Linked DNA regions of Homo sapiens: regions 1, 2 and 3 are each linked to region 4. Evidence: chromatin loops called from intact Hi-C (ENCODE). Cell type or tissue: endothelial cell of umbilical vein. All regions are shown on one strand.

What was found. A loop is a pair of places that touch in the nucleus more often than their neighbours do. Peaks named below come from ENCODE experiments on the same cell type or tissue, not always from the same donor. Only the 100,000 strongest peaks of a DNase experiment are listed, where the experiment ranks them.
Region 1: a loop joins it to region 4, with 3 times the contacts of the local background. A loop is called at or near these places in 6 of 110 quality-filtered maps.
Region 2: a loop joins it to region 4, with 2.1 times the contacts of the local background. A loop is called at or near these places in 4 of 110 quality-filtered maps.
Region 3: a loop joins it to region 4, with 3 times the contacts of the local background. A loop is called at or near these places in 2 of 110 quality-filtered maps.

What each region holds. Positions count from the first base shown.
Region 1 is chr5:145,345,811-145,353,810 of GRCh38, reverse strand. It overlaps a transcript of PRELID2 not described here. Among named protein-coding and RNA genes, the nearest start is that of PRELID2, 490 kb to the left of the region's middle. In endothelial cell of umbilical vein, a CTCF peak has its summit at 6,590 (motif pointing right); DNase peaks (open chromatin) are centred at 3,110 and 6,430.
Region 2 is chr5:145,475,663-145,483,662 of GRCh38, reverse strand. It overlaps LOC105378211 (a long non-coding RNA gene), which reads right to left. Exons shown (of 3, transcript XR_007058983.1): 2 at 4,610-4,662; 3 at 3,738-3,822. It also overlaps a transcript of PRELID2 not described here. Among named protein-coding and RNA genes, the nearest start is that of PRELID2, 360 kb to the left of the region's middle. RefSeq lists an enhancer at 3,793-4,293. In endothelial cell of umbilical vein, no CTCF peak of the experiment used is centred here; a DNase peak (open chromatin) is centred at 4,152; H3K27ac peaks cover 481 bases.
Region 3 is chr5:145,749,047-145,757,046 of GRCh38, reverse strand. PRELID2 (PRELI domain containing 2) reads left to right here. Exons shown (of 7, transcript NM_205846.3): 7 at 1-703. Among named protein-coding and RNA genes, the nearest start is that of PRELID2, 82 kb to the left of the region's middle. In endothelial cell of umbilical vein, no CTCF peak of the experiment used is centred here; a DNase peak (open chromatin) is centred at 3,916; H3K27ac peaks cover 1,771 bases.
Region 4 is chr5:145,822,502-145,830,501 of GRCh38, reverse strand. It overlaps PRELID2 (PRELI domain containing 2), which reads left to right. Exons shown (of 7, transcript NM_205846.3): 2 at 7,368-7,425. Among named protein-coding and RNA genes, the nearest start is that of PRELID2, 8.8 kb to the left of the region's middle. In endothelial cell of umbilical vein, a CTCF peak has its summit at 4,643 (motif pointing right); DNase peaks (open chromatin) are centred at 551 and 4,661.

The DNA of each region.
Region 1 (8,000 bases), 480 kb after region 4:
CCATTCAAATATCATCTTGTATTGTAGTTCCCATAATCCCCATGTGTCACAGGAGGGACCCAGTGGGAGTAAATTGAATCATGGAGGCAGTTACCTCCATGCTGTTCTTGTGATAATGAGTGAGTTCTCATGAGATCTGATGGTTTTATAAGGTGCTTTTCCTCTTTGGCTTGATACTTCTCCTTACTAACATCATGTGATGAAGGAAGTGTTTGCTTCCCCTTCCACCATGATTGTAAGTTCCCTGAGGCCTCCTCAGCCATGCAGAACTGTGAGTCAATTAAGCCTGTTTCCTTTACAAATTACCCGGTCTCAGGTATTTCTTTTCTTTTCTTTTCTTTTTTTTTTGAGATGGATTCTAGCTATGTCACCCAAGCTGTAGTGCAGTGGCACAATCTTGGCTCACTGCAACCTCTGGCTCCTGGGTTCAAGCGATTCTCCTGCCTCAGCCTCCTAAGTATCTGAGACTACAGGTGTGCCCTACCACACCCAGCTGATTTTTTGTGTGTGTGTGTGTTTTTAGTAGAAACTGGCTATGTTGGCCAGGCTGGTCTCAAACTCCTGGCCTCAAGTAATCCACTCACCTCGGCCTCCCAAAATGCTGGGATTATAGGCATGAGCCATCATGCCCATCCTCAGGTATTTCTTTATAGCAGCATGAGAATGGACTAATACAGTAAATTGGTACCACAGAGAGTGGGGTGCTGCTATAAAGATGCCTGAAAATGTAGAAGTGACTTTGGAGCTGGGTAACAGGGAGAGGTTAGAACAGTTTGGAGGGCTCAGAAGAAGATAGGAAAACGTGGGAAAGTTTGGAACTTCCTAAAATCTTGTTGAATAACTTTGACCAAAATGTTGATAGTGATATGGACAATAAAGTCCAAGCTGAGGTGATCTCAGATGGAGATGAGAAAATTATTGGGAACTGGAATAAAGGTGATTCTTGTTATGCTTTAGCAAAGAGACTGGTAGAATTTTGCCCCTTCACTAGAGATCTGTGGAACTAGGAACTTGAGAGAGATGATTTAGGGTATCTGGCAGAAGAAGTTTCCAAGCAGCAAAGCATTCAAGAGGAAGCAGAACATAAAAGTTTGGAAAATTTGCAGCCTGAAGATGGGATAGAAAAGAAAAACCTATTTTCTGGAAAGAAATTCAAGCCTGTTGCAGACATTTGCATAAGTAAAGAGAGGCCAAATGTTAATCAACAAGGCAATGGGAAAATATCTCCAGGCCATGTCAGAAACCTCCACAGCAGCCCCTTCCATCACAGGTCTAAAGGCCTAGGAGAGAGAAATGGTTTCCTGGTTTGGACCCAGGGGCTTCCTTCTCTATGGGGCCTCGGGACATGGTGTCCTGTGTCCCAGCTGCTTCAATTTCAGTGATGGATAAAAAGGGCCAATGTACAGCTCAGGCTGTTGCTTCAGAAAGTACAAGCCCCAAGCCTTTGTGGCTTACATGTTGTGTTGGGCATGAGGGTACACAGAAGTCAAGAATTGAGGTTTGGTAACATCTGCCTAGATTTCAGAGGATGTATGGAAATGCCTGGATGTCCAGGCCACAGTTTCCTGCAGAGGTGAGGCCCTCATGGAGAACCTGTGCTAGGGCAGTGCAGAAGGGAAAGGTGGAGTTGGACCCTCCTCCACATATAGTCCCCACTGTGGTATTGCCTAGAGGAGGTGTGAGGAGAAGGTCACCACCCTCCAGACCCCAGAGTGGTAAATCCACTGACGGCTTACACCATGTACCTGGAAAAGCCACAGACATTCAACGTCAGCCCATGAAAGCACCTGAGACGGGGGTTGTACCCTGCAAAGCCACAGGGGTGGAGATGCCCAATGCCATGAGAGCCCAGCTCTTGCATCAGCATGACCTGGATGTGAGACATGGAGTCAAAGGAGATCATTTTGGAACTTTAAGGCTTAATGACTGCCCTAATGGATTTTGGACTTCAAGGGGCATGTAACCCCTTTATTTGGCCAATTTCCCCCATTTGGAATGGGTATACTTACCCAATGCCTCTACCTGTATTGTATCTAGGAAGTAACTAACTTGCTTTCAATTTTACAGGCTCATAGGTAGAAGGGACCTGTCTTGCCTCAGATGAGACCTGGGACTTGGACTTTTGGGCTAATGGTAGAATGAGCTAGACTTTGGGGGACTGTTGGAAAGGCATGATTGTGTTTTGAAATGTGAGGACATGAGATTTAGGAGGGGAAAAGGGTGGAATAATGTGGTTTGGCTGTATCCCTACTGAAATCTCATCTGGAATTATAGTTCCCATATTTGCCACATATTGTGGGAGGGACCCAGTGGGAGGTAATTGAATCTTGGGGGTTGTTCCCTCCATGCTGTTCTTGTGATAGTGAGTGAGTTCTCGCAAGATCTGATGGTTTTATAAGGGGCTTCTCCCTCTTTGCTTGGCAATTCTGCTTCCTGCCACCATGTGAAGAAGGATGTGTTTGCTTTCCCTTCTGCCATGATTGTAAGTTTCTTGAGGCCTCCCCAACCATGTGGAACTGTGAGTCAATTAAACCTCTTTCCTCTATAAATTACCCAGTTTTGGGTATTTCTTCATAGCAGTGTGAGAACACACTAATACACCCCTCCCAGAGAATCTGAGTGAATGAAACTTTTGGCTCTGAAATCAGACAGACCAGAGTTTGAATCCCATCTCTGCCATTTACTGGCTTTGTAAGCTTGGGAAAGTCACTTTATCTTTTGGCCTCAATTTCCTCTTTTGTAAGTTGTGGTATATTGCACCTACTCTCTGTGTTGTGAGAGTTAAATTACCTAAATATCCCAAATATTTATCTCATTGACTGGCTTATATCAAGTGCTCAATAACTGCCTGCTACTATCATTACACAGAATATCTTCATCATGATCAATAAGTAGATTCACTGGGCATGTTCTAAGACCAAATCTCACAAGCCAGGATGCTCCCTTTCAGGAAATTCTCAGGCTAGACCTGGAAGCCTGCAGGCTTCTCATAGTCTGGGCTGCTGCCACATATTCAAATTTTTGCCTTCCTTCCTGGAGCACAGGAATCTTACATATAGGAGTCCAGCCCCTGAATCATCTCAGCTCTGTGCTAGTGGTCCCCTCAACTCTGATTCATTGTGAGTATGGCAGTTTGCCATAAATTGTGCATGCATACCTGTGGACATGTATATTTATATAAGAGAAATCATGTATGAAAAATTAGAGTGAATCATGAGTGAAGGCTCCTCAAAAGAATAAGAAAGGAGTGAATACACTCATTTTCCAGTCTCCGTGGATGGGCTTCATAATGGCCTCAATCAACTCTCAACCTGTCATTTTGGTCTCACTACAGGCTAGCTATCTTCCTGTTCACTATCACATTGCCCCTGCCTCCTGGTTTCCCCTAAACTTTGTGTGATTTTGAAACTTGGAGCCCTGTGCCTTTCTTGTCTCTTACCTGCCTAATGAGTTCCCACTCATCCTTTAAGACCCAGGCCAAATACCACTCTTTGGTGAAATCTTTTCTCATGTCATCTAGACTGATAGTCTATGCCTCATTTATGTTTTCTGGCATTGAATAAATAACAAAATAAAATTAAGTGTTAAAGACTATTATGATTGAGAAACTACTACATGCTAAGGAGTCATCAGGCTTTATCTTATTTGATGCACATATAAACTTATGTCCATTTTACAGATGACAAAATTAAGATTCAGAATATTTAAATAATTTGTCCAGCATTACAAATACAGTAAGCAGAGTTCAATGTACGTCTAAAGCTTGTGCTCTTACCTACCAGGGCACTATTTATTTTATGGCATGGTTACCCCTCCAATAGGCTGAGATTCCTCATTTTTATTCCTCTTGGGAGCCCTCTTTGGCACATAATATGAGCTTAATAATTGTTTACTGAATAAATATTGATGTAAATCCTAAATAAATATTTGTCAAGTGAATAAAGGCTAAGCAGTAGTTTTTAAATTTAGATGATTTGATATGCAGTATTCCTTATTACTGTAGTACATTAATGGCCCTGTGATTTCACAGTTAGATTATTATTTCTTCGTGTGTTTACTTATAATAAAGACCATATTCTGAAATAGCTATAGGTCCCATGGATTTTAGTCTTTAATGTATGCTATTATATAATGCATAATATAAAGTTAACTATAGAGAATTCTTTTTAATTTCTCTACTTCTTTAATTGAAGATGGTTGTATATGTGGAGTGGGAAGATAATATGTTTTTGTCCTTTGAGATTTGCTGTATGAGTGTCTCTTCATGGTTTCAAGAAACAATTATCCTGCTAGGCACAGGATTTGTAAAAAAAAAATGAAGTCATATAATAATAAGTGGCTTCCTCCTCTGTGTACCTCCACTAGGAGGTATACTTGGGATTTGATTGTTGAATTTGGACTTTGAAGCTTACTTCAAATGGGAACCAATCATAATCCCAAAAGACACAATTCTTGCAGCCATAATGGCAAATGTTGAAATCTCAAAACAGCAAAGTCCCAAAAATATAATTCTGAAAAAAAATATTTAAAAATTCTTTAGAAGACATTTACTTACATTTCAAAAAGGGGGTTTAGTTGAGAAACATATAAAAACAGAACTGAATGCTTCATAGGGTATTTTCACAATAAAATAGGCAATAATAGCATATGTATTTTTGCAAGCACTCAAGTATACTAACAACAGTTGCATGGGTATAAGAATTATGAGCAGATAAATCATGTTCACAAAGACATAGGTCAAAAAAGGACATGTATAAATACGTATATCACTATGTTTGGTAATTATGTGCACCCAGATTTACAACTGCAGTCATCTGAAATACTATGACAAAAAACCTAACCCTTTTGATGAGATCTATCAAAAATTGCAGTGGATCAACATTGCATATATAGTCACCCAAAAAGCCAAGAACTCAAGAAATTTTATCTTTTATAAATGCAGATGTACAATGATATCTCTCCATTTGTTGAAAAGTTTCAACATTTTAACATACACATACAGTGCTTACACACAAAATCAACATTGTGATAATGCCTTTTCATGGAGTCAAATTTGCAAGAAATGCATGAACAAATTAGAACTCTCTAAATGTCTCTACACAATTATACCATTGTTGGAAAGGATGCAAAGATAAAATATGTAGAATAGTGAATTGTAAAAAAAAAAATGGCTGCAATTTATAATAGAAAAAAATCCTAAAAAAGGAAAAAGAAAGAAAAGCAATACCCTCTTGTCTTAACATATTTGTACTATTAAGAATTTATTGCATTAATTTAAGTGAGAGACAATGGCAGGTATAGAATGTTTCTGTTGGTGATGACTGTAATGCTACTGGGGGTGGGAGAAATTGATGGATTTGATCATTATATTTAAGAGGTAAATGGACAGATTTGGTTATAGCATAGAAAAAGGGACTATAAGGTTGGCTTCAAAATCCCTTGCTTGCTACTTGGATTGGTCATGATTTTATTCTCTCAGATTAGGAACAAAGGAAGAGCCCAGAGTTAGAGGAGAATATTGTGGTTTTATTCTTAGATTCACTGATTATGTTTTGATGGACTTCTGCATAAGGGAAATGGTAGGGCAATGGCAAAATGTGATGTGAAGATTTCAGCCACATTCACTAATGTGTTTATTGACAATGTTTTTATTTCTCTTGTTTGTTGCCACGTAACTTTTCTGATGTCTTTAACTGATCATGGATTCCTTGCTGACATAGAGGACCTCAGGATAAATTGCCTGTTTATTGCTTCTTAATGTTCTAAGACCTTGTTCTTTAGAAGATGTTACTGCCTGCTTGTTCAGGTTCTTTTTTTTCTGCTAAAAATACACAGTGACTCTGACCTAAAACATGGGAACCATTTGAATCAAAATGGTAAAGCGTCTTTCCCTCAATAGTTCTGCTAGGGGTAAACCTTGTCTTTTTAAAAAATAGACTTTCATTTTTAGAAATTTTAGATTTTCAAAAATACTGAAGAGATAGTACAGAGAGTTTCAATATATGCCAACAGACAGTTACCCCTATTATTAACATCTTATATTATCTACCACTACAGTATCATACAGAATATTTTCTAGAATCCTTTCAAACAGGGGTGGTATTATTTACTCAAAGGGGGTAAAAGCTGCTACTAAGAGGCAGGAAAGAATGAACCCTCAACCACCTCACTGCTCTGAAACTCCAAAACTCAAAAACTAGCACAAATAGCTAAAAATAGAAAAAGAAAACTCCATGGATAATAAAATAGCCACCACAAACCCTTATTTAAACTCCGGAATCTTTGTGAGCTACAGTGAAATTTGAATCAAATCCAAAGAGGAAGCCCAGGTTGATAGCATCTGCCCTATTTTTGAGGAAACAGCAATTTTCAAGAATGGTCTCTAAAAGGCCATATAAATGCTCCACTCGACATGACTACTAATGTGGGTGAACTGGAAAGATGCATTCCCCTTGAGGCTCATTTCTTCACTACAAAACTTTCAAAGAGGTGGGAATAAAAAGATCACATGGCTGTACCATTTTTATTTTTTTCAACTCAGCTTTCTGAATTGGAGTGGCAGCCTGAAGGCCAGGCTTGGCCATAGACACAGATCTAGCTTCGCCACTAGTGGGCAATATTAGCTGAACAGAAATAAACATGCACTGACCTTCTGTGCAGAAGTTTCTTAGATGCAGAACTTTGTGGTTTTACACCCTGTCCACCCAGGGAGATCTGCTGTTTAAGAAGGAAAACTTCTCTTTTCCCCACAGGACCAGCTATTTCCCCTTCCGATACACACATAGAAGCTTTAACACTATAAAATCAGATGAAGGGGGAACACTGACCATATCCACTTCAAAGAATGTGGATATATTTCTTTATCCAGATCAAGCAGTGTTTAAGACCATAGTCTAGGATGCTCACAGTTAATTTATTTGCTTTCAATTTCATCTCTCTTAGGCCTAAAATGGATGTTCTTCCTTTCTGGCATGTAAAGATAAGCAGAGTTCACACATAGGAAGTGCAAGTCCAGAGGAATTATCAATGCTTTGAGGCTAAAATCAGCTTCTTTCTCCATTGACAGACTAAAACATATCACCTGTCCAGAACTGAGAGTATAGTGTTCTCTTGAAAAGGGCCAGATGGTTTTGTCAATAATTTACTCTGACAGTGTAGAAATAGCTGGGCTCTAGGAAAAGATCCAGGTTTCTGATGCTCATTTTGCAATTATAGCCCTTCTAAATCTTATTCTTAGCTGCTATTAGTTTTAAAGCCCCTAAAATGGAACAGCCCTGTTAGGCTATCTTTAGTCAATAATTCCTTTCCCATTCTAAAACAATTTAGTGCATTATCTTGGGCCAAGAATAGGAGAAGGGATAGTATTTTCCTTAAATGATGTTACTAATGCAATGGGCAATGTTAGTGAACCTGTTCCTCAAACTGTCTCTTGAGTAGAAGCTATCAGTGCTGTCAATCTTACACATCTTAGCAATCAAACAGATATGAGATTAAGATCACCAAATGCTGACTGCAATTCAAATGTGAGCTTTACTTCCTCTGAGTCTTTTTTGGAATCCTGAGTTTTTATCTTTAGAGGAATTATTAATATTAACACTGTAAAATTAACTCATAGAATGTTAGTGCTGGGGGTACTTTAAGAATACATAACTCAATCCCTTTGCTTCACAGATGAATAAACAGAATTTCAAAGGCTGAGTAATTTGCCCTAGGTCACAGACTGGTGAGAAGCAGAAAAGAGACTAGAGTGAGAACTCTTAGAGAAATGGTCTTTAACTTTCTCTGTTTTGTCACTGTTTACACAAGCCTAGGACCAGCAGACTCCTAGCTATTTGCAATTTGCCTTAATGCTCATTTGCAGCTGGGACTCAGTTTATATATCTGAAAGTTGGGATAAAAATGCCTCCCCCCACAGTGTATTTGTGATTCTAGTGAGAAGTGTGTAAAATGGCTAAATGTGTACATATATGTGTGGGGTGGGGCGGGGGTGCGGGGTGGTG
Region 2 (8,000 bases), 350 kb after region 4:
ATTTAGTTCCTGGCTCTATCACTTGTTGGATGTGTGGTCTTAAGTTGGTAATACAACCTCTTGGAGTTTATGCCTCAGTTATTACCACAAATAATGCTGTATAACCAAGCCAAAGCAGATAAAAGCAGAATTTATTAGGCTCATGAGTCTGTGGATTGATTGGATGGCTCTTCTGGTCTGGACTAGACTAGGCTGGTCTTAGGACTGTGGCTAGCTCATGTGTCTGTCTGTGATGAGCTAATGAGTCAGCCAGGACAATGATGCAGTCTAGAATAGCCTCACCCTCTGCATAGCAAGCCTGCACTTCCACACATGGTGGCTCTGGGGATCCAAAACAGCTAGTAGAAACATGCTATTTGTAATGTAGGCTCAGAATGGTCAGAGTGTCACTTTTGTCTAATTCTACTGCTTGAGCAAGTCCCAGGGCCAGCCCAGATTCATGAGGTGGGAAACAGACTCTATATTTTGATGGGCATTGCTGCAAAGTCACATCGTACAGGGTGTGAACACAAGGAGACATCAACAATTGTGGGCGATTTTTGGACTTCATCTACTACAACTTCAGTCTATAAAATAGAGATGATAATAATAGTCCCCATTTTATAGGTGAATTGTGAAAACTGTTCGACAGGTGTCCTCAACCCGCAGGCCACACAGCAGGAGGTGAGTGGCAGGTGAGCCAGCGAAACTTCATCTGTATTTACAGTTGCTCCCCATTTCACGCATTACCGCCTGAGCTCTGCCTCCTGTCAGATCAGCAGCACATTACATTCTCATAGGAGCGCGAACCCTATTGTGAACTGTGCCTGTGAGGGATCTAGGTTGCATAAGTCTTATGAGAATCTAATACCTGATGATCTGTCACTGTCTCCCATCACCCCCAGATGGGGCCATCTAGTTGCAGGAAAACAAGCTCAGGGCTCCTACTGATTCTACATTATGGTGAGTTGTATAATTATTTCATAATAGCTTACAGTGTAATAATAATTAGAAATAAACTACACCATGAATGTAATGCACTTGAATCATACCAAAACCATCCCCTTCCCAACAACCCAGTTCGTGGAAAAATTGTGATCCAGAAAACCAGTTCATGGTGCCAAAAAAGTTGGGGACCGCTGCTGTGTGAGATAATGTGGAAAAAGCTGGATTGTTACCTGGCACTTAAGAATAACTGTAAATGTTGGAAGTTTGTTATTATTATATCATGTATCCTCACAGCCAACCATATGGAGATATTATTATATCCTCATCTTACAAAGGAAGATTATGGAGCCAGGATTCAAATGACAGTTTGTTTCACCTTAAAGCTTGTAGCACAGATTTCTTTCCTGTTTTGTTTTGTTTTTCCTTTCTGAATACACAAGCAGACATTTTTCATTCTCCCTTGCTGTTAGGTGTGACTATGTGATAAGATTCCAAATGGGGAACAGATTACTATGAGGTGCTTCCCTGCTGGCTCACAAAATCCTTCTGTGTGGGATCTTACATGTTCTTTCCCCTTTCATGGCTTGAAGCACATAGCACAACAGCTACATGAACCTTAGAAGTTATGTGATAAAGATGACAGGGCCACGGAATGAAAGGAGTCCACGTCCCTGAATCTCCATGTGGAAGAGAAATCCCTGCAGAACTGGAATTCTGATTTTGGATTTTAGTGAGCCAGAAGTTAAGTTTTATTGTGAATGAAGTGTTGGAGTTCGTTACATCAATAACTAATACAGTTTAGTTGTAACAAACTAATACCAACTGTAACAAATTCATTAATTGCAGTTAGGTTTTACTAGCTATTACAAATGAACCAATACAGAATTTAATTTCTAAAATACTGTGCTATACAATTTAGAATAGTTAAACCTTTCCTAGACAGTATTTTGTATATATGAGGCATTCTGATGTTTGTTGAAATGAGAGGATTCCAGAGCCAAGCATAAGCTTTCTAGTCACTTAATTCTATTGGTACTTCCTTTCTGCCTATGATTTCCTTTCTTTCTTTCTTTCTTTCTTTCTTTTTTTTTTTTTTTTTTTTTTTTTTTTTTGATTTCCTTGCTTTCTTATCACCCAGAGAAACTTGTTCCTTTTTGGTCAAAGTGGACTTAACAGGTTGAGGGACAGCTAATTTGGACCAGAAGATCCAATTCTCTAGAGTACCATTATTAGAATCCATTTTATCTACATAAACAAGATCAAATAATATTTTCAGGCAAAATGAAAAAAATTGAAGACCTTTTCTATAGATTGAAAATATTTGTTTTAGGGTCTCTGTGTTCAATTCTGAGGACAACTAGGGTCAGGGAGATTCTAAGAGGATTGAAAGTAGGTTTTAAGCACTCTTTTGTGGGAGGAGAGGAGTTAAGAATTAAAAGTTAAAAGAAAAAAGGTAGGAAAAAAGCTACTGAAAACAAACCAAATAAACCAAAGGTAATGCAGCCCTATTTGAAGCCAATGAGAAAAAAATTTACACTACATTCCCATTGGCCCAGAAAGAGGAATTCATACTAATTGGCACGATTATAGAAGCTCTAGGTGAAAAGTAGGGCTTTTATCTTACGATAATTATATGAAACCTCTGCTGTTGACCCCACTCAAATAATGTAACTTCTGCCTTACAGGACCAAAGAATTATAGAGGCTGACTATAAAAATTTAGAGCCATGGAGTAAGAGGTCTAGTTACATCCCTTAGAAGGAGAACAATTAGCATACAATGGCATCTCAGTGAAATAGAACTTAACTTTTAAAACATTTCCATTTCTATTCGGTAACCTCGCTTTGAAAGAAAAATAATATAGTTGACATTTAATGAATACTTACTATTTGCCAAGCAGTCTGAGTTGAATTAGAAAGAGGCAATTAATAAAATCAAGTTGAAATCAGAAATTTTATGAAAGCAAATTTTCCTCTTTTTTATTTTTTAAATGTAGCAGATCTCAGGGAGGCTTTGAGTAGAGGAAAAAATCACTTAACAAAGTCTTAGGTGGAGTCTTGGTTCTGGCACTTGGTCAAACAGTCCTTTTTATTCATCTGTAAACTGGAAATAATGATATCCTCCATTGAAGATCAATGAAATAAAATATGTGAGGGCATTTTTCAAGCCACAAAATGTAGGGTAAATGTAATTTAACTGTAATTTTACACTTACATACACATATTTAATTATTTTATTTACAGTGGATTCTGGCAGGAACAAATAGCACAATGAAGGTTTTGAGAAAACTTAAAAAAATTTTGCACGTGGTTAATATCTAGGAAACACCCTGTATATCATTGATACTTCTTTGTTACCCAATAAGCAAGCAAAAACCCACAACCCAATAAATATATTACAACAAAAACCCACTCCAAAACACAGCAAGGTACAATAAGCAAATACATCTGCAGGTGATTGCTATATGATGGAAACTAGTAAATGACATAATTCACTAATATTTTTTATTTCTTCCAGTAAGTCATTAGATGCTTAAGAGAAGCGGCTTATGACAGTTTTCATTTTCATTAAATATTTATATTTACTAATGGCAATTGTTCTGACAAACTGGGTAAATTGAGCAACTTAGGAATTTATGCTTCAAAAATAGAAGTTCTGGAATTCCTAGTGAGCAAGCTAATGCTTGAGTCATTAACATGCCATTGATTTTATAGTTAAAAAGCTGGAAAGGAAATATAGTGAGTGTTTTAAATGTTGTGATAGTTGTTTATCTTGATACTTAAATCACAAGTCTTTTGATTGTAGATATCCATTAGCTATGAAACATGCTCCTGTGGATTTTTCAAAGGATCCTCTTTCAGTTCTCTGGGGTTATCTTACCCCCCTTTTTTGTCATCTATGAGGAAGAAAATGACAATGAACCATTCTTGCCATGTAGTGGCTAAGGAAAGGATCATAAGTTTCAGAAAATTGGAAGACCAGAAATTTGAATACAGGACAAAATTTCTGTTTCTGGAAGGCAAAAGACCTGAGTTTCTGGGGAACTATGAGAGATTAACTTAACCATAATTATTCAACATTAGTCCAATACATATTTACTGAGCACTTACTGTGCACCAGGCGCAGTGCTCAGGATGCAGTAATGAACAAGAAAACACTGTGTCTGAACTCAGGGTACTTAAGGCAGACAATTAAGTGAATGGTAATAACACAATGTGAGGAATGTGATGACAGGAAGCTGTGAGCACACATACACAGGGGCCGTAAGTTCAGGGACTGTCTTCCTGATGAGTGATGTATGCTGGGCTCTGCAGGATGAACAGGAGGTAGGAGTGTTCCAGGCCATGGAAACAACGTGTGCAATGGCCAGGAAATTAGAAAGAGTATGGTGTGTGTTGTCAAGCAAATGGGCTCGCTGCCTGATGCACACAGAAGCCAATAACTATGGCACCAACTTTTGAGAAAAGAAAGCTTTCTTTCAGCAAAGAGACAGAAGCAGGCTCAAATCTGTCTCTCTGATTTGGGATCTGGGGCAAGTTTTAAGGGATCAGAGAGCAAGGGAAAGGATTTAGGAACGTTGGTTTGGCAGGGTCTGATTGGAGGGCTTCAGATTTGAGCATTTACAGTAAAGTATGTTGAGGCAGATTTTAGCCTTGGATCTTCCTGGCCAATGGAGTCCTTACTTCTTAAAGAGTTCTGATGTTCAGGTTCTGGTCAAGTCTCAATCTTCTTGATTCTGAAGGCAGAGGGGAAGAATTGTGACTTCTGGGTATTGTTAGAGGTCAAAGCTTTTTCTATTGCACATGCCCAGGCTATACAACTTGCAGTTTTTGGCTCTGTTATGGCTAAAAGGCAACCTGATATTTTGTTATCAACAGAGTAGATCCAGTTTGGGCTGGTCCCACAGTTACACATGTTCCAGCCACCAAAAGACAGCGTGGGTAAAATAGTTATCGAATAAAACCTAACATGAGCTACAAATGTGAGTCATACAAGTAAACATAACATTTATAATTCTAAACTTTATAGCAGTCACATTAAAAAAGTAAGAGGAGGCAGATAAAATTAATTTCAATAATATGTTTTATTCAGCCACAAATGTCCCAGAAACTATCATTTCAATGTGTAATCAGTATAAAATATTAAGAAGACACTTTATATTTTTTTTCTTTTTCTTTATTTTTTGGAGACGGGGTCTTGCTCTGTTGCCCAGGCTGGAGAGTAATGGCGTGATCTTGGCTCACTGCAACCTCTGCCTCCTTGGTTCAAGCGATTCTCCTGCCTCAGGAGGATCCCCCAGTAGCTGGGATTACAGGTGCGCACCACCATGCCCGGCTAATCTTTTGTACTTTTAGTAGAGACGGGGTTTCACCATGTTGGCCAGGCTGGTATTGAACTCCTGGCCTCATGATCTGCCCGCTTCTGCCTCCCAAAGTGCTGGGATTACAGGTGTGAGCCACTGCACCTGACCTATATTATTTTTTTCATACTAAGTCTTTGAAGTTCTGTGTGTTTTTCACGTGAGCACAGCTCTATTTGAACTAGCCACATCCAAGTGTCCAAAGTCAAATGGCTACTACCCTGGACAATACAGGGCCTAGACAGTAGAACAAGGGCTCGAGTGGTGAGAGATGGAAATGAACAAGTAGAAAGGAACCAAATCTTGAAATTTATTTATTTATTTGTAACCCATTTAATTAGACAAAGTGGTCTTTAAGGTTCTTCTAGCCCTAAAATTCAGTGAACCACTAGCCTATCTTAATGTAGGAGTGGTAAGAAATAGCCCAAACTGACTGTTCTCACCTTAACATCTCAAATTTCTCTTCCTCCCCACTTCCCCCTTTCCCTCCTATTCCTCTTCCTCCTCTTTTCCTTCCCTTTCTCCTCCTCCTTCTCTTTCTTATTCTTTTTATTCTTTTGACTAAAAAGGTATTTATACATGCCACTGACCCAGGAATGCCACAATGCATATACTTGCACTCACATAAAATTTTATTTAAAGCTAATTTCTCTTGGTTCATTTTGTAGGGCTTCCATTTGACAGTATTTATAGTAGAATTTTATATAGTAGATTTTACCTTCTGGTGATAGCACTTTCAGTTTTCTTTGGGAACTGTGATTCATTCCTCCATTTTAAGTCAATGTTGTCCAGGTGTGGCTAGCCATGCTCCAAGTCCAGGGAGAGGTGTGTCTTAGGCCTATGCATGCATTCTTGGCCATAGCGATTGGTTCACTGATGGGCCTGTTGCATAAATCATATGAATCAGGGCCAAACAGAGCTCATTTGGGGAATTTTTCTTGAGCTATTGGGATATAAGTATATACTATTCTTTCTGTTGGTAAAATTATTCATAGGATAGGATAGGATGTGGACTGCAGTGGATGGCCGCCATCTTGTCTCTATGAGGAGAGACCTTGCTTGAGAATGAGCAAACACAGAGAAATGTAGAGCAGTGAGATGGGAGAAGCAGAGCTTTGAGAAAAAGCCTTTTGTGCTCCTGGATCCAGCTGTACCTGAAGTGCAAAGATCCAATCTTGGTCTTTCCAGTTTTATAAATCTCTGTATCCTCTCTCTCTCTTATTCGGATAAAGCCTCTTTGAGTTGGAGGTAGATCTGGAGTTTCTACCACTTGCCATGAAAAGATTACTGGATAAATCTTCAATAAGATTATTGTCAACTGAAACAGTTTACAGAATGGGCTCCAGAATTATATTATAGAAAAACATCATTGAATACAAATTCTAATGCCTGAAAAATATGTTTTTTCTATGAGCTACTATTAATTATTAACGAATTAAGGCATTTGCTCATTTTATTCAATGTTTATTACAAATATATGATTTATCAGGCACTGTGTTCTGCCTTATGTGTTATATTGTGTCAATTATTTTCCTGATTGTTTTTCTCATTCCTCTGTGCGCTTTTGGGGACAGAATACTCCTGCCCAACACCACATAAAAAGGAGAATTTATAAATAAAAATAGAAGCAAGATCTATGCATGTGAAAGGTGTTTCATTCTTTTTTAAAATTGCAAGTCTCATACTCTTTGAGAAGGAACAATTAATAAATTTTTATTTTTTTAAGATGGAGTTTTTTCTTTTCACTCTTGTTGCCCAGGCTGGAGTGCAGTGGCGCAATCTCGGCTCACTGTAACCTCCACCTCCGGGGTTCAGGCGATTCTCCTGCCTCAGCCTCCCAAGTAGCTAGGATTATAGGTGCATGCCACCACACCTAGCTAATTTTTGTATGTTTAGTAGAGATAGAGTTTCACCCTGTTGGCCAGGCTGGTCTTGAACTCCTGGACTTAGGTGATCCACCAGCCTTGGCCTCCCAAAGTGCTGGAATTACAGGCGTGAGCCACCACTCCTGGCCTGGAACAATTAATTCTTTCAAATTTATCTTCTTCTACTTTACGCATGTCACATAATTTTCTGCATATTTTTCTAACTATAATTTTGGAGAACTTTAGAATTGATTGTCTCCCAAAATTGTGACTAGAATAAATGGGCAGTTCAAAAATAAATCCACATCTAGACCTTACCCCCAGTGCATCAGAATCACTTGGGATGATTATTTGAAATGAAAATTCCTGGGCTCCTTTTGTTCAGAGATACTAAATTGGAGTCTTTTTGGTAGAGTCCTTAATTTATATTTTAACCAGATGCTTTAGAGAATCACATGCACAGTTAAGTTTTAGAATTACTTGGTTGCTTAGGAAAACAATCCATAAGCATTGCAGGATAGAGTGAGAACATGGACTGGCTTTGAGACTTAGACCATTAGCATTTAAATATTATTTATCTACTTTAGTCCACCTGACAACAAATAATTATTTTTAATGATTATAAACATTTCACATGGGAAAATATTTTATAAATATTATTCACCTATTAACGTATGAACAGAATTTTATTAGTCACAGGTAAATACTATAGATCATAGAGACTATTTATTAAATTTAATTATAGCATGTGAACTCTGTCTAATGAGAGATTAGCTGACCAATATTAACTTAAGCTGGAAAAGCTGGGCTAATACTATTCTTTTCAAACAAGAAATAAATCTTGTTCCT
Region 3 (8,000 bases), 73 kb after region 4:
TCTCTGCTTTTGCAAACACAGTCTACTGGGGATAATTAAATCTTTTCAGAGTCGTCATATATGTTTTTAATTCTTTCAGGCCCTACTTAGTTTTGTTAAAGTCCCTACACTGAAGGCTCCAGATACATTTGCTCTTTGAGTTCTACCATGGTTTTTAGAGTTTTTCTTTTCCCTCACTTTTATCTGTCATTTATCTCTCCCATTACTGTGCCTACCTCTAGGAAGCTTTCTCTAATTTGCCCTGGGGTTGGGAAATTGTGTAACTGCATACTATATGTTGAATAAGAGTAGAGAGGATTTGAATGAGGTTTTGAGAGGCTGTTCTAGCAATAAAAATGAATGTACTTTGCTACATTGACTTGGTGACATTATTTCAGTGGCTCAACTCTCTTCCCCTAACTTACTTCTTTATCCTCATCTGCAGTTGTCATATTTGTGAACTCGCGGCAAGTGAGATATTGCTAGAAATAATTTCTCTTGATCAATAAACCATTGTCTCCCCCAGCTGTGTTAGTGTTTTTGTGTATTCAGTTCTATAATGTGAAACTTAAGAGGATTAAAACTCAAAAAATGATCAGGCCAAATTTTTATGTGGGATGAAGTGTTTCTGATTCAGTGTTATTGTGATATAGAGCTATAAATTAGTTGTTTACCTATGAAATTCCTTCCTGCAGTCATTCTGAAATAAAGTTGTTACAGCTGATATTTATGTGTGCATTCTAATTTTGGGGGGTATCCCATCTCTCAGCCAAGCTTGTGGTTATCATTTATAGTAATAATCCTAGTCCTTTTCAGCTGCCCCAGATGAGGGTGTTATCCTGACCATACGATGTTAGCTCCCTGCCTTCCCTCAAGGTGAGACATTAGAGTTTCTTCCAGAAATAAGCAGAGGCCACCATTATTGAGTGACCTGGGTGGGCCAGGTGCTAATGGAACGAAGGACCAGGACCTGCAGAGGGAGAAGTAATGAAGCCCAACATGGACAAACAGAATGAAGCCAGGTGTTTCCAAAGGGTGAAGGAGAGAGAGTGTAGCTTCTTGTTGGCCTGTGAGGCTCAGCTCTATTTTCTGTACTTTGTTTCTGTTTCGTATTTATCCTTTCATTTGTCCTCATTTTACTTGAATGTGTTTGGGTGGGTTTCCGTGCCTTGTTACCAGAATGTCTTGTCCACACCCTGTTAATGCTAGAGCCCAGGTATGGTGATGATCCTTCCTTTAGGGGTAGAGCCCTAAGTTCAGCCAGCATTTATTGAGCATCTGCTGTGTGCAGGAATACGGCAGGATTTGTTTTCTCTTTTGGTCCAGTGTGTCACTAGAAGGCGTGTATCATTATATGAGGGAGCTTTAAAAAGTTCATAGGAAAATGGGATTAAAAGATAAAAATATAAACTTTATTTCTCAGAATAAGCTCTATCAAATTCAAGAGACTTTTTAAAGCAATGATACCAGCCATTTAGTCCATCCCTAAAGAACTGAGGGTCTTGGGAATTTAACCAGGTCAATGCAGTCTTTTTTACATTATTAACTGAAGAAAAATTGGTTGCCTTTAAAGGTTTCTTTTAAGATTAGAAAACAAAAAAAGTCAGAAGGATCCAAGTCAGGACTGTAAGGTAGATGCCTAATGATTTCCCATGAAAAATCTCATAAAATTGTCTTTAATGAGAGGAATGAGCAGGAGCATTATTGTGGAGAAGGCCTCTGAGGAAGCTTTCCTGTGTGTCTTTCTGCTAAAGCTTTGGCTGACTTTCTCAAAATACCCTCATAATAAGCAGATGTTGTTGTTTGCCCTCCAGAAAGTCAACAAGCAAAATGCCCTGAGCATCCCAAAACACGGTTGCCACGACCTTTGCTCTGGACCAGTCTGCTTGTGCTTTGACTGGACCACTTCTACCTCTTGGTAGCCATTGGTATGATTGTAGTTTGTCTTCAAGATTGTACTAATAAAGCCATGTTTCATCTCCTTGTACAATTCTTTGAAGAAATGCTTCAGGATCTTGATCTTACCTGTTTAAAATTTCCATAGAAAGCTCCACTCTTGTCTGCACCTGATCTGGGTGCAATGATTTTTACACTTATTGAGTGTAGAGTTTGTTCAACATTAATTTTTCAGTCAGAATTATATAAGTTGAACCAACTGAGATGTCTGTGGTGTTGGTTATTGCTTCTGCTAATTGCCATCCTCTTCAACTGGGGCACAAACAAGATTAATTTTTTTCTTAGAAATTGACGTGGATGGCCTGCCACTGTAGGGTTCATCTTCAGCATCATCTGGTCCCTTCTTAAAATGAGCTATGCATTTGTAAACTGCTGATTTCTTTGCAGAATTGTAAGACATCAATGATTTCATCATTCATCCCAAGCTTCACCATAGATTTGATGTTTTTGTTTCAATCTTAGCAAAATTTATGTTGTTCTGGTAGGGGCTCTTTTCAAACTAATGTTTTAGCTTCCTTAGTACCTCAAACCAGATCCTGTTTAGACATATTATAACAACTTAGTATGAGTTTATTTTGGTGAAAAAAATTGAAATTCATGCATAGTTTTTCATAATATGCATTTTCCATGAATTTTTAAAAGATTCCGTGCACTGACAGATGGCAGTAGTGGGAACCAATTGATGGTAAGACCAGACACAGTTATCTCTTGGGTATATCAAACAATGATTACTTATTTAAAGGATGCAGAAGAAAAATTAGCATAGGATGCACAGTGGAGAGATCAGCAGAAACACATAGGTTTGTGGCCCCAAAGCTCACCAGCAAATAATGTCTGAGTGAGAGAAGGGCATGTTATACCTTTGGTGAGATAATAGCTTCTCTCTAGCCCAGCCTTATATACAGAAGGGTGGAGCTGGCTGCATGAGACCACCTCATCTGAGTCAGGTAGGAGCTCTGCAGTACACAAATTGCAAGGTACAGGACATTGAGGTGTAAATGTTTTTTACCTTCAAGCTGTTCTGATGGTTACAGCCTGGTTTGAGGACATCCTTGAATTCAGGCTGCAGTATCAGCACAGTGTTTCCCTGATGTCTCAGGGCAGGAGGGTAGCATGCTGACTTGTGTGGGCTAGTCCTGCGAGCCCGAGAACCTCAACACAAGCCTTGGAAAGACTGAGGAAGGTGGAAAGGGAGAGTCCTAAGAATGGCAAAGTCACTGTGGTAGCGACTCAGGACAGAAGTTAACTGAAAGAAGCTTAACTTACAGAATTTTGAAATGCTGTCTTCAAAATTTTAAATGCAGTATTTTATACCTTAGCTGCCAATTGGTAAAACCTGGGGAACTTTAAAAAACACCGATGCCAGGGTCTCACCCTCAGAGATTCTTTCTGGTTTATTGGTCAGTGTTGCTGGCCTGATGCAGGCCCCAGCATCAGGGTTGCATGTAGCTCCCAAGGTGATCCTGAAGCCATGGGCAGTTATTCCTACCAAAGCCAGAAGTCATGATGTTCTCTTATCAGTAGTAACCTTTAGGAAGCTTGCTGGAGAAGGAAGTTTGAGACAAAAGATCTCTCCTTTCTAGTGTTTTACCTCAAGTCCTTCAGAAAAATACAATTCACTGTCCTAGAAAAAAGTGCCTCAGTGCCTCTTAAATGCTAATAGAAGAAAAGAGATTCTAAAAATACTACTTCGTGCACAGCCTGTTTGGTTATGATCAAAAGTTTAAGTTGCATTTGTTGGAATAGAACCCCTTGCAGAAAAAGGATCCCACAGTAACTCCAGACACTTGATTGTCTTGAAGGGTTAACCTGAGTAACTGCAGGGCCGGACCTTAAGATGTAGCTGTGGACTGCATGCTGTGCTAGAGGCAGCAGAGAGAAAATAGCAGCCACTATCCTGTTAAATTAAACTCCACAGAGCTATTCTCCAGCATTCTCAGAGAAGGTTAGAGCCATTTCGTGCCTGCCATCTGTTAGGCTGCTGATGGAATCATTACTTCTTTGTGCCGGTGCCAGGATAAACTTTTAGATCCGATGACAAAGGAGAAAATGCGAACTTGGCCAGTTGCATGTTTTTGTTTTTCCATTTTAAGTTTAGGTGTCTCCTTACATTTGAAAACTCATCAATTGTTTAAACTTTAAAATTACTGCACTGCCAGTTTCTTCAGTGGTTTGTAGGGAAATTATTTTCTGGGCTGAAGCCCCTTCTTTCATTTGTGTTTGTTTAAGAATGTAGTCATTAGTCTTGCAGAAACCAAAGTCATTCTTGTCAATCAGAGAAAAAAACCCAAAAAACAAAAAACAATTCCCTGGGCCCCAGGACAGGAGGCTTACAGAAAGCAGGCAGGAAGGGTTTAATGAATGAATCACCCCAAAATATAGTTATTGTAAATGGCGACAGGATGTGGGGTGAGGAGAGGAAGAAAGAAACTAAGAACCCTACCAAGGTCATAGCTGTCACTGACTAGATGAGGGTGATGGAGGAAAACCTCTATTGTCTGATATTTTCTTTCACAAATGACATTTTGGAGAATTGGAAGATGTAGCATGGAGGTCTATAGTGTTCAATTCAATCCGTCTCCCGAACCCTGCCCCCAACATATCTTTAGGTATGGCAAGAAAGTTTAATGACGCTTTTCTGCTAGTTTCTTGGTGATTGGACATAAAGACCTTAAAAATCTTGGAGTCGCATTGGTGGCACTAGATGGCCACAATTTTATGGTTTCCGATTGCATTAAACAGTATGCATCAGATTACTATTGGAGCTATTCCAGTATGGAAAGTAGTCTTTCTGTACGTGTCAACTCAGAAGCCAGCATTGTAACTTGTTTCTTTAGGTGTTAATTGTTCTGTCAAGTGCTATGAGAACCATTTCTTCTTGGAAAAATAAATGCTAACAATGTTTTTTTGAGCCTTATTAAAGGAAAGGGTTTTGCAGAGAAGTATTGGGGAAGAGCGAGGAGTCAGCTAGACATTTAGTTTTCTGCTGGTCTACCTCTGAAACCTCCTTCTGGGGGGTATTGCATGCAATTCTCAAAACAGGGTATTTGTTCTCTTAGGGATCTGCAGTCATCTCTGTGAGGGGTGTGTTAAGCCACAGCATAGACCGACAAAAACTTTTCTTTTTTTGAGATGCAGTTTCACTCTTGTCACCCAGGCTGGACAGCAATGGCACGATCTCAGCTCACTGCAACCTCTGCTTCCTGGGTTCAAGCAATTTTCCTGCCTCAGCCTCCCGAGTAGCTGGGATTACAGGCACCCGCCACCACGCCTAGCTAATTTTTGTATTTTTAGTAGAGATGGGGTTTCACCATGTTGGCCAGGCTGGTTTTAAACTCCTGACCTCAGGTGATCCACCCGCCTCGGCCTCCCAAAGTGCTGGGATTACAGGCGTGAGCCACCGTGCCTGGCCCAAAAACTCTTCTTTTGGAGCATTAATTTTTCTCAAAGCTTTGTGGAAAAATGGTATTTTTATATTACAACAGGCAAGCAACTTTGTAGAAAGTAAAATTGGAATGGATTGTTAATTTTTAAAAAGTGAGACTTAATTGTGTTTGGGGCACTGGAAATGCTTGGAATGCTGCCTAACACACAGTAAGTGTTATAGTTGGTTGAATGTAATGGAGATACCAAAGAATGGCAATTGCATATGGTTCAGCCTAATACAATTACTTGTGATCAGTACATTGCCAAATGCTCCAGAGCCCTGTTCTGCTGGTAGGGATCTGGGGTCTCTTGAAAAAGTTAGAGAAGCCGTGATTGAGGCCACCCCCAATCACTGGAACTCCTGAAATTTCCATGTTCTGCAGAATCAGCCTATGTTCTCGCAGCATATCCAGGAAGCCTGGGTAAGCCTTGCCATCAGCAGCATCATGGGTTATTTTGAATACTGAGTTAATATAGAGCTCTTAGTTACTAAAGCTCTTAGTTGAGAAAGAAGTCCTATATATCAATATAATGAGCATTTATCAAACATTAAATTCTAGATGATTTTCCCTGTAGTGTATGTGTTTGGGAAACGCTGTTTCCTCTTTTGTTTTCCTGGTCAGAAAAAAATGTAATTTGTCAATATAATGCTTGTAACATACCAGTTTTTCCTAAATGGAGGCAGTTCAGATATACCTCTATACCGCAACATCTCTAACCAGTCAGTCTACAGTGTTTAATCCAGGGTGCTTGTTAAAATCAATGGGAATTGGTATAATTAGTCTTGAAGGGGTAAAGTAACAAACACAATGGAAAAAACTAATGAAGCTGTGTTGTGATTCTTGATTCTTGTAATTATATTGGTGCAGCTGGTTCTGCTTTAGTGATGCTCTTACCATTTCCAATAACACCTCTTTTCTGGTTTATTCTCTCAGATATATTTTAACTGTTATCTGAAATGGGAATTGTATGGCAGTTGCCAGCAGGAATAACCTTTTTTAAAGTGTACAAAATGCACATATTTCTATTAAGAATGGCAAATATGGTAGTATCCCAACTTCTTTGTTGAAATAGCATATCCTGGTCAGATCTGAATTTCATGTTATAAAAGTGAAATTTGAAAATTTGGCAATAGATTAAGATGAAAACTTAAGAAATCTTAGCATCTGATTTGATTCCAATATTTTTTGAGCAATGGCCACAAACCAAGCTCTGTGAAATTTAGGGATTGCATAATGTGGTGGGTGAGAATAAGGGCTTAGGAGCCAGCAGCTAAACTGGAATCCTGGAAGTGCTGTGTACTAGCTGTGTTATTTAAGCTGTTTGGATTTCATTTTCCTCATATGTGAGGGAGTAACAATAGTGCCTACTTTATGGGGTTGTTGAAAGGATTAAATGAGTTGAGACATGTAAAACAATTGGAGCAGTTCCTGGCACATAGTTAAACACTCAGCAATCTCTAGAAGGATTGCAGAGTTGGTATAGATTCTTAAATGTTTAGTAGAATTCTCCAGTGACAACTTCTCGGCTTGGTGATTTCTGTTTGGGGGAGATTTTAAATTATAAATGGAATATTTTTCTTTTTTTTTAATTTAATTTTTTAAGTTCTGGGATACATGTGCAGAATGTGCAGGCTTGTTACATATGTATACATGTGCCATGGTGGTTTGCTGCACGTATCAACCCATCCTCTTAAGTTCCCTCCCCTTGCCCCCCACCACACAACAGGCCCTGGTGTGTGTTGTTCCCCTCTCTGTGTCCATGTGTTCTCATTGTTCAACTCCCACTTATGAGTGAGAACATACGGTGTTTAGTTTTCTGTTCCTGTGTTAGTTTGCTGAGAATGTTGGCTTCCAGCTTCAACCATGTCTCTGCAAAGGACAAGATCTCATTCTTTTTTATGGCTGTGTAGTATTCCATAGTGTATATGTACCACATTTTCTTTATCCAGTCTATCATTGATAGGCATTTGAGTTGGTTCCATGACTTTGCTATTGTGAGCAGTGCTGCAATAAACATACATGTGCCTGTGTCTTTATAGTAGAATGATTTATATTCCTTAGGGTATATACCCAGTAATGGGATTGCTGGGTCAAGTGGTATTTCTGATTCTAGATCTTTGGGGAATCGCCATACTGTCTTCCACAATGGTTGAACTAATTTACATTCCCACCAACACTGTAAAAGTGTTCCTATTTCTCCACAGCCTCACCAGCATCTATTGTTTCTTGACTTTTTAATAGTCACCATTCTGACTGGTGTGAGATGGTATCTCATTGTGGTTTTGATTTGCATTTCTCTAATAATCAGTGATGATGAGCTTTTTTTCTGTGTTTGTTGGCTGCATAAATGTCTTCTTTTGAAGTATCTGTTCATATCCTTTGCCCACTTTTTGATGGGGTTGTTTTTTTCTTGTAAATTTGTTTAAGTTCCTTGTAAATTCTAGATATTAGACCTTTGTCAGATGGGTAGATTTCAAAAATTTTATCCCATTTTGCAGGTTGCCTCTTCACTCTGATGATAGTTTCTTTTGCTGTGCAGAAGCTCTTTAATTAGATCCCATTTGTCAATTTTGGCTTTTGTTGCAATTGATTTTGCTGTTTTTGTCATGAAGTCTCTGCCCACGCCTATGTCCTGAA
Region 4 (8,000 bases):
GAATGTAGCAGTGTAGAAAGTGGGTCTTCTCTGGAATCTCACTTAGACCTTTTTAATGGGCTTGCCTTTCATGAGCTGGATTCAGAGAACTTCTTAAATTTCATCTGCCTGAAATTTAAACTCATTAAAAAGGATCCAGAGAGCTATTATATTGACTGGATTTTCTTGTTTATATCTAAATGAGGCCAGAGAAGTAAAGATTTTTCTTACCTTCAGAAGGTTGACTTTCTTTTTATGCTGTGGTCAAAGGAGTCATAGTGAATAGAATATCACCTTCATAGGTGGTGATTTTTGTCATTTGTTTCTGATGTATCCCAATTACCCAAAGAGATCCTGGAACATAGTAGGTACTCAGCAAATCCTTGCTGAATGAATGAATGAACTGACTCTTTTGGGGATTAGCCCTGTGCAATTTTAGATTGAAGTCAGTATGGGATTCAGAAACATGTCCTTACTTTGGATACTGTAATAAAATGGACAGATTAAAATATTGATAATTTCTTTGCTTTGACAGAATGACCCTGGGTGTTATTTATTTTGGCTGGGAGCCTGGTGTGCTGAACAAAATGGTTTGAATGTTTACTCTTAAGCTCATAAAGGGGATTTATGAAGGGCTATTTCCATTTAGAGTAGAAAGTTGATTGGGTAATTAATAATGTTTCCATTTCTGATCCTATCTTTTCTCCCTTGCAAATCTGACACTTACATGTTATCTTTTGTCACATGCTGTACTAGTCTTTCTTCACTTTTGTCTTCCTGTCCTCAGTTCCACTAGAAGATTAGGCATGATGTAAAGGAGAATGGTGCAGATGTGCAGAATGTGGGCTCTGACATTGGATGGGGTGGGGAAGACAGGGATGGAGCGCTGTTAGCCCTGTGAGCTTGGACAGGTCAGTTCATTTTTCTGTGCCTCGATTTCCTCATCTGCAAAATGAGAATAATAATCACTGTCTTCTGGAGTTGTTGGAGAAATTAAATTGGATAATGCTTACAGTTATATGTAATATACCTAGCTTAATTTCAGCACACAGCAGGCTCCTTTAAAGTACTTGTTGAATAATGATAACAACAACAATAATTTGTTGCATTTATTTCATGAACCTGAAAATAAAAAGCTGAGAGAAGTGGCCTCAGAAATCATTACTAACTTAGAGTAATAAAGGAGAGAGTGAGCATGAATAAAGGTACACATTTGAATTAGGAATATTTTCTAAATGCCATTTGAACAATTGTAAAGTATACTTAGAAACTTATCTAATGGAGATTGTGGCTTAATCAGTGTATAAAAGACAGAAGATATTGGCCAGGCATGGTGGCTCATGCCTATAATCCAAGCACTTTGCAAGGCCTAGTTGGGTTGATCACTTGAGCCTAGGAGTTCAAGACCAGCCTGGGCAACAGGGCAAAAACCCCATCTCTACCACCACCACCACCACCACCACCAACAACAACAAAACCCCAAACCACACAGACACAAAAACAAAAAACCCCCAAAATTAGCCGGGGCATGGTGGCACACACCTGTAGTCCCAGGTACTCGGGAGGCTGAGTTAGGAGGATCGCTTGAGCCGGGAGGCAGAGGTTGCAGTGAGCTGTAATTGCATCACTGCACTCCAGCGTGGATGACAAAGTGAGACCCAGTCTCAAAAAAAAAAAAAAAAAAAAAAAAGATTTTTTTCACTATCTAAGTACATGGACCTGTCTTCAAGGAGTTCACTGTCAAAAGGGACAGAGGAGGATATATTAATTTTCATGATAAAGGCTTTCTTGGGGGCATATGGCAGACATTACATTGTAGTATGGGGCAAGATTTATATTTTAATTATAAATCCATGAAAGCATTTAAACTATTTAGAAACAGTTGTCTTTTTAAAAACAAGTAAATATTCTCTCCAGCACTCTTACTTCTCTGGTGCAGCCCTTTCCCTAATGCTAGTGTGGAGTGAAGTGTCAGGGAGGCCTTGTATCTTACACAAATTCCGAACTGGTAAAGCACGAGCTTCTGAGTTTTTTATTAGTCTAGGAAAATCAGATATATTATCTTCTAATCATTTTAAAATCATTGTGTAAGTATTTTTGGATTGCAGATAGATGCCAGCAATGTATTTAATGCCACACCACAGTAAATTGCAAGATAAAAACCAAAATCTTGAAACTTTTTAAGTCTTCAAAAGTGTTGATTCATTTGTTAGTAGCAAAACCAGCTACATTTATTTTCTACTTGCACAGTGCTAGGTATTATACTGTAATTAAATTGTTTCCTTTAATTCTTATAACAACTCTTTGAGGTAAGTATTTATTCTCATTTTACAGATGAAGAAACTAGGGCAGATTAAAGTGATTTGTCCAAGCTTCTCACAGATAGGATTCCAATTCAGATCTCTTGGGCTCTAAAATTCACTGTTTTCTAACATCGTGTCTTTAATTTTGTTTTTTATTTCTTTTCATTTATAAATAATTTGACTTATAAAACATTTCAAAAACAATATTGCAGAAACAAAGAATTCCCACATACTTTTTTCCAGCTTCCCCAAACCACAGTATACTTTTTAAAACCAGGAAATTAACACTGATACAATGCTATTAACTAACCTATAGACCCTATTTAGATTTTGTCAATTGTCCACTAGTATCGTTTTTCCAGTCTAGCATCCAATTCAGGACCCCACATTGCATTTAGCTGCCAGTGTCCTGCAGTGTAGGACGGTTCCTCAGTCTTTCCTTGCATTTCCGGACCATGGTGATTTTGAAGAGTGCTGGGCAGTTATTTGTAGTGTATCTTTAGCTGCACTGGGTTTATGCATACATTTGATGTTGTGATAAGAGGATTTTCCTCTGTGTTACAATGAAAAACTGTCTTTTCAAAACCTTCACTATGCCGTTGCTGATTATTGGGTCATTTTTGAAAGAAAGAGGCTGATGTGCTGTTGGTTGGCCTTTGTTTGGAACCATAGCTTTTCCTGGCCAGAAGGATCTTGGATGATCACCTGGTGGTTCATCACCCCGACCTCACAGATGGCAGCGTTGTAGTCTGCATGTCTTGGCTCGTTGCCCTTTGTTCTTTCTATTTCATCATCCTATTGAAAGACCAATGAACAGCCATTCCAAATACTTTTCAACTTAAGTACGTTTTGTCCTTGATCATTGAAATTTTGATTAATTTATAACTCGTTTCGTCTTGGTATAAAATCAACTTTGCTTTTCTTCTGAGATAGACTATGGTGTGGAGCTCATAAAAGGAATTTGGCATAGCTCATGGTGATTTCTTTCTGCTGCTAAACACCAAATCTCTTTTCAGCAGCCCCATCTCTTTGCATGTACATGTTTGGCAGCAGCCTAGATAACAGATTCCCTTAATGCTTATAACACGGGTATGTTAATATACCAGACTTACTGTAGGTCTTCTTTGCCTTCTTTGAAGGACTCTTCAGACAGATCTGTCAGTCACCTGCTTCCTTGTACTCTCTCTGGTAACCTCATTTGTAAATTGGTAGACAGTGACTCCTTTGGATGTCACTGACTGTTTCTGAGAGGGGAAGCAAATGTTATTAAAAAAAGGCATTGGCTTTTGAGCTTTTTGGAAAGTTCATATTTTAATAACTCTTTTAAGAGTAGGCTTTCTGAAAGCTTATGGGTTTTTTTTTCCCTCGGCAAATATGAATGCAAAATGTTATATCTTCATGAAGCTTCTCCCAGAAACATATTGAATATTCTGTAATTAGATGGATTCAGTTTCTTGCCTCTAACTTTTTATATATATGTGTTTGCTTTAATGCATATTCCCCCCCAATATTATGGAGTTCTTGGCTTATCTTTTAATATGTAAAAACTAAAGCAAGCAGATACAACAGCTTTAGGCACGTCTACATTTTACCCTTGTTAGACTGTTACATACATATGATATATACAGTGGTATTTGTAGTAGTTTCATGTCTTCGGGAAAGGAAAAGGAGTTAGTTTACACGTTCTGTGAAGAAATTAAAAATTATAAGGAAATGCAAAATGAAGTCAAATATACCTTTAAAAATCCCTTAAATCATCCATAAAGTAGTATAGCATACATGGCATATGTATGCAGCCTGTGGGATCGTTCTCTTGCACACTGCAGTTTGTGATCAGCTAAGCCAGGATCAAGAAAGACAAGGGCTTTTGGCAGATATCTGGGTCTTCAGATCACATTGCTTTCATGAGAGTCTCTAGTATGAAATGGGGATTGAAGAATCCCATGTGAACCTGCTTGTCTGCGGGCTTTACACTATTATATTTATAGCAGAAATACTCTGTATATTAATACTTGATAGGTTTCCACGCTTTGAGAAGGACTGAATGAGATCATGCGCATGGCAGCTTCTCTAGGATAGCACCCTGCGTGAACACAGTAGCTGCTCAGTTAAGTCTTTGATGGGTGTGATCCTGATTCAGCTTGATCAATTCTGCAGTCATACTGGATTGTGTTTGAAAAGGTGTCCAGAAAAACCTGGCCATCTGCCTCCTGTCTTCCCAGGTAAGTGTTCCTGGTATTGACCTCTGAGAAGCCTTCCCTCTTTCAACTTTTTCTCATGGGAGTTTTGGTAAATTTTCATGAATTAAAACATGAATATTCAGGTTACCACAAGATGGCGTCAGATCATTTCAAGTAATGCCAGGTAGGGGGAGCCTCAGTTCAATAAATCTTTAAAGAGGTTGAAATATGTGCCTTTCATAGTATGGTAGTTAGCTATTGCAAATAAACCCCTACTTTCTTCTACTGTTCTTCTATGGAAACTTGAGGCTCTTGGCTGTTCAACTCCAAAAATTATGTAAGTGTGAAGTATTTGAGTTTATAATGTTTAAGAATTTCTCTGATAGCTTAGTGAAGTAATCAGAACTTGAAAAATTTGATCATCATGTCTCCCTGGTGTTTACATTTTCAACGTCTTTTATAGTTTAGTTATCTTTCTACAACTTATGTTGAATTTGTAATATTCAGTCAATATATATTTATGGGTATGTAATGAACAAACTAGAACTGTAGTAAACGAGATAAGCACATTTTACTTTAGTGTACAAGTTATAATTTATACACATATAATCACAATTCAGAGGACCTGTGTGAGTCTCAAATATCTCCCTTGCTTTAGGGGTACTGTGTAAGCGAAAGTCTCCTTTCCTGAGGAGCAGAGTATCTAAACCTGACCCTCTGTCATGGGCATGTAACTCGGAAGGGCTGAACTTCAAGAAAGCAATCACTGTAGTTCCAAGTTTTTTTTTTTTTTTTTTTTTTTTTTTTTTTTTTTGAGACAGAGTCTCACTCTATCACCGAGGCTGGAGTGCAGTGGCATGATCTCGGCTCACTGCAACCTCCGCCTCCCAGGTTCAAGCAATTCTCCTGCCTCAGCATCCTGAGTAGCTGGGACTACAGGCATGCACCACCACATCTGGCTAATTTTTGTATTTTTAGTAGAGACAGGGTTTCACTATTTTGGGCAGGCTGGTCTCAAACTCCTAACCTCAAGTGATCCACCCGCCTCAGCCTCCCAAAGTGCTGGGATTACAGGCATGAACCTCCATGCCCAGCCAAGCATTTTTTTTTCTAGGGCTAAAATGAGTGAATGAATGAATATATAAATAAATAGATTTTTAAAAACCAAGTTTTTCATCAGTTATCAAGATTTCAGTTTCCAGGATGGAAGTGTGAATGACAGAGTTTACCAACATGAAACATGAAGAGATATTGAGGTTGCTGAAAGCTGAGCCACTGCTCTCTTCATAGATTGGTTTCTGACTGAAGGCAGGCTCATTTTCCAAATTGATCCCTGAGGTCATTGAGGTTTATATTCCCAATTTTTTATTTATCCAGAAAATATTGACTGAGTGCTTTTTATGTGCCAGGCATTACGCTGGCTGTTGGAGATACAGGAGTAACTGAAATAGACAGTATTCCTGCCCTCAGAGAGCCTGTGTTCTAATCTAGTGTCTTTTTGGGTCACAGATATCTTTAAGAATGTGTTAAAATGATGAACCCCTTTCCCTGAAAAATCCATTAATAAATCAATATCACACACACACACACACACACACACACACACACACACACGCCTGCTGTGGGTGGAGACCCACAGTCAGAGTTTTGTATTTCACTTCCTAGGGTTCGGAAAACTTAAAGCTCAAGTTTGCAAAGTGAGGGGCCTTTCTTCTTTCTCCCCTCAGCCTGCCTGCTGCTTTTGCCTTCTGCTCAGCACTTTGTGATGTCATGGATAAGACTTCCTGCCAATTTTCTTTTCAGATTTGATCACATGATACGTCGGTAAACCTCAGGGAAGAGAGTCCAAGGGGGCTCAGTAGGCTTTGGTCAGCAGCTACCTTGTCCTGTGGCTTCTAGGAGGTCACTTCTGCTCCCAGTGTCTCTCTTTTCACATCTGAGTAGTGGAAAGGATTGTGTTAATTTAACTCTTAGGTGATTTGGTGGTAGGTTAGGTGGGCAGGCTTTGCAGGCTGGCAGAAAGTATCGGGGGTAAATTATGTTACCCCCCAGATACACTATTCATTAGCTGGACAATTTGAGCAAATTATCTAATTTGTCTAAGCCTTATTTTTCATATATGAAGTGGAAAAAATAACACATACCTTATAGAATGGTTTTGTGAATTAACTGAGCTAATGTATCTAAAGTATTTAAATTGCCTACGACAAAAGCAGTGGCTATTATCAACCTTGTCACAGCCAAATTGCTTTTCAGGGGAATTAAATTAACATGTTAAATATTTATTGAGTATTTACTATGTGCCTAGCAAAGCATACTTCTATGACTATGCTACTGTGATGCTAACCCAGCCACCAGACAATGATATTAGACCACAGTGAAGAGGTCCACTCTGTATTAAACAGGCCTGGTTTAATTCCCTGGCTCCACCAGGAGCCAGCTGGGTGACCCTAAGCAATCCAGTCTTCATTCAGTTTCCGTATCTGAAAGATGGGGATGGTGGTATCACATAAATCAGTTATAACAGAGAGGCTGTTGGATTTAGACAAGATTGTGCAAGGAAAGCATTTAGTACAGTGCCTAGCACAAAGAACACTCTTGATTTATGTTAGGCTGGTTCAATATTAATAGTATTATTATTTACTGATTAGCTTAACCTCATCCCCCTCAGGGCTAGTTGGATCTAAAGAAGGTTTTCCCCAGATTTCATGTAAGTCAAGATGATGATAGCATCTCACTTATCTAGGCCCAAGTTATAAAATTAAGATCCATGATTCAAAACTGGGCTTTGTTTAGAAGTTTCTTGGAAAATATTTACTAGTCCTGCAGACAGCTGTGGTTACTTCTAAATAGTTCACCTTGGTAGAAGATTAATGGTAATTCTTTTTTATATATTTTTGTTTAGTACCCCAACCCCATGGATAAAAATGTCATCTCAGTAAAAATCATGGAGGAAAAAAGAGGTAAGTTCTCTGTACAGTTTTTTCAGTAATGATCATTAAATGATAGTGATTTTTGTAAAGATGTGTGTACGTGTGTGTGTGGCCTATTAGGTTTTTTTTAAAAAATTGTTCACCTGCAGTTTCTTCCATTATTAGTTTTTAAACAGGTATATTTCTGTACTTGAGGTGACTTAGAAAGGTGTGGCAGGTAGAGCACCAGGATTTGTGATAGTAAAAGGCCTGCTGATGCTTTTTGTCACTTTCTAACTAATAATTGATGACAACACTGAGCTATATATAATTGTAACTGCTAACATTTTTGAGCACTTAATATGTGGCAGGTACTCTTATTAATTCATTTAATATTCAGAACAATGTTTGGAATAGGTGTTAGACTACTCATTTAATGAATGGAGAAACTGGGATACAGAGAAGTTAAGTGACTTGCTCAAGGTCACATGGCTGTAGCCTATTATATCATTTTGTAGATGGCAAAATGCATATGATTAAATACGAGATATGACTATAAAGTGATGGCTTATGGAATCACAACTACTAGGCAGTGTGGTTTAGCATTGACTAAATCAGGAGTTGAC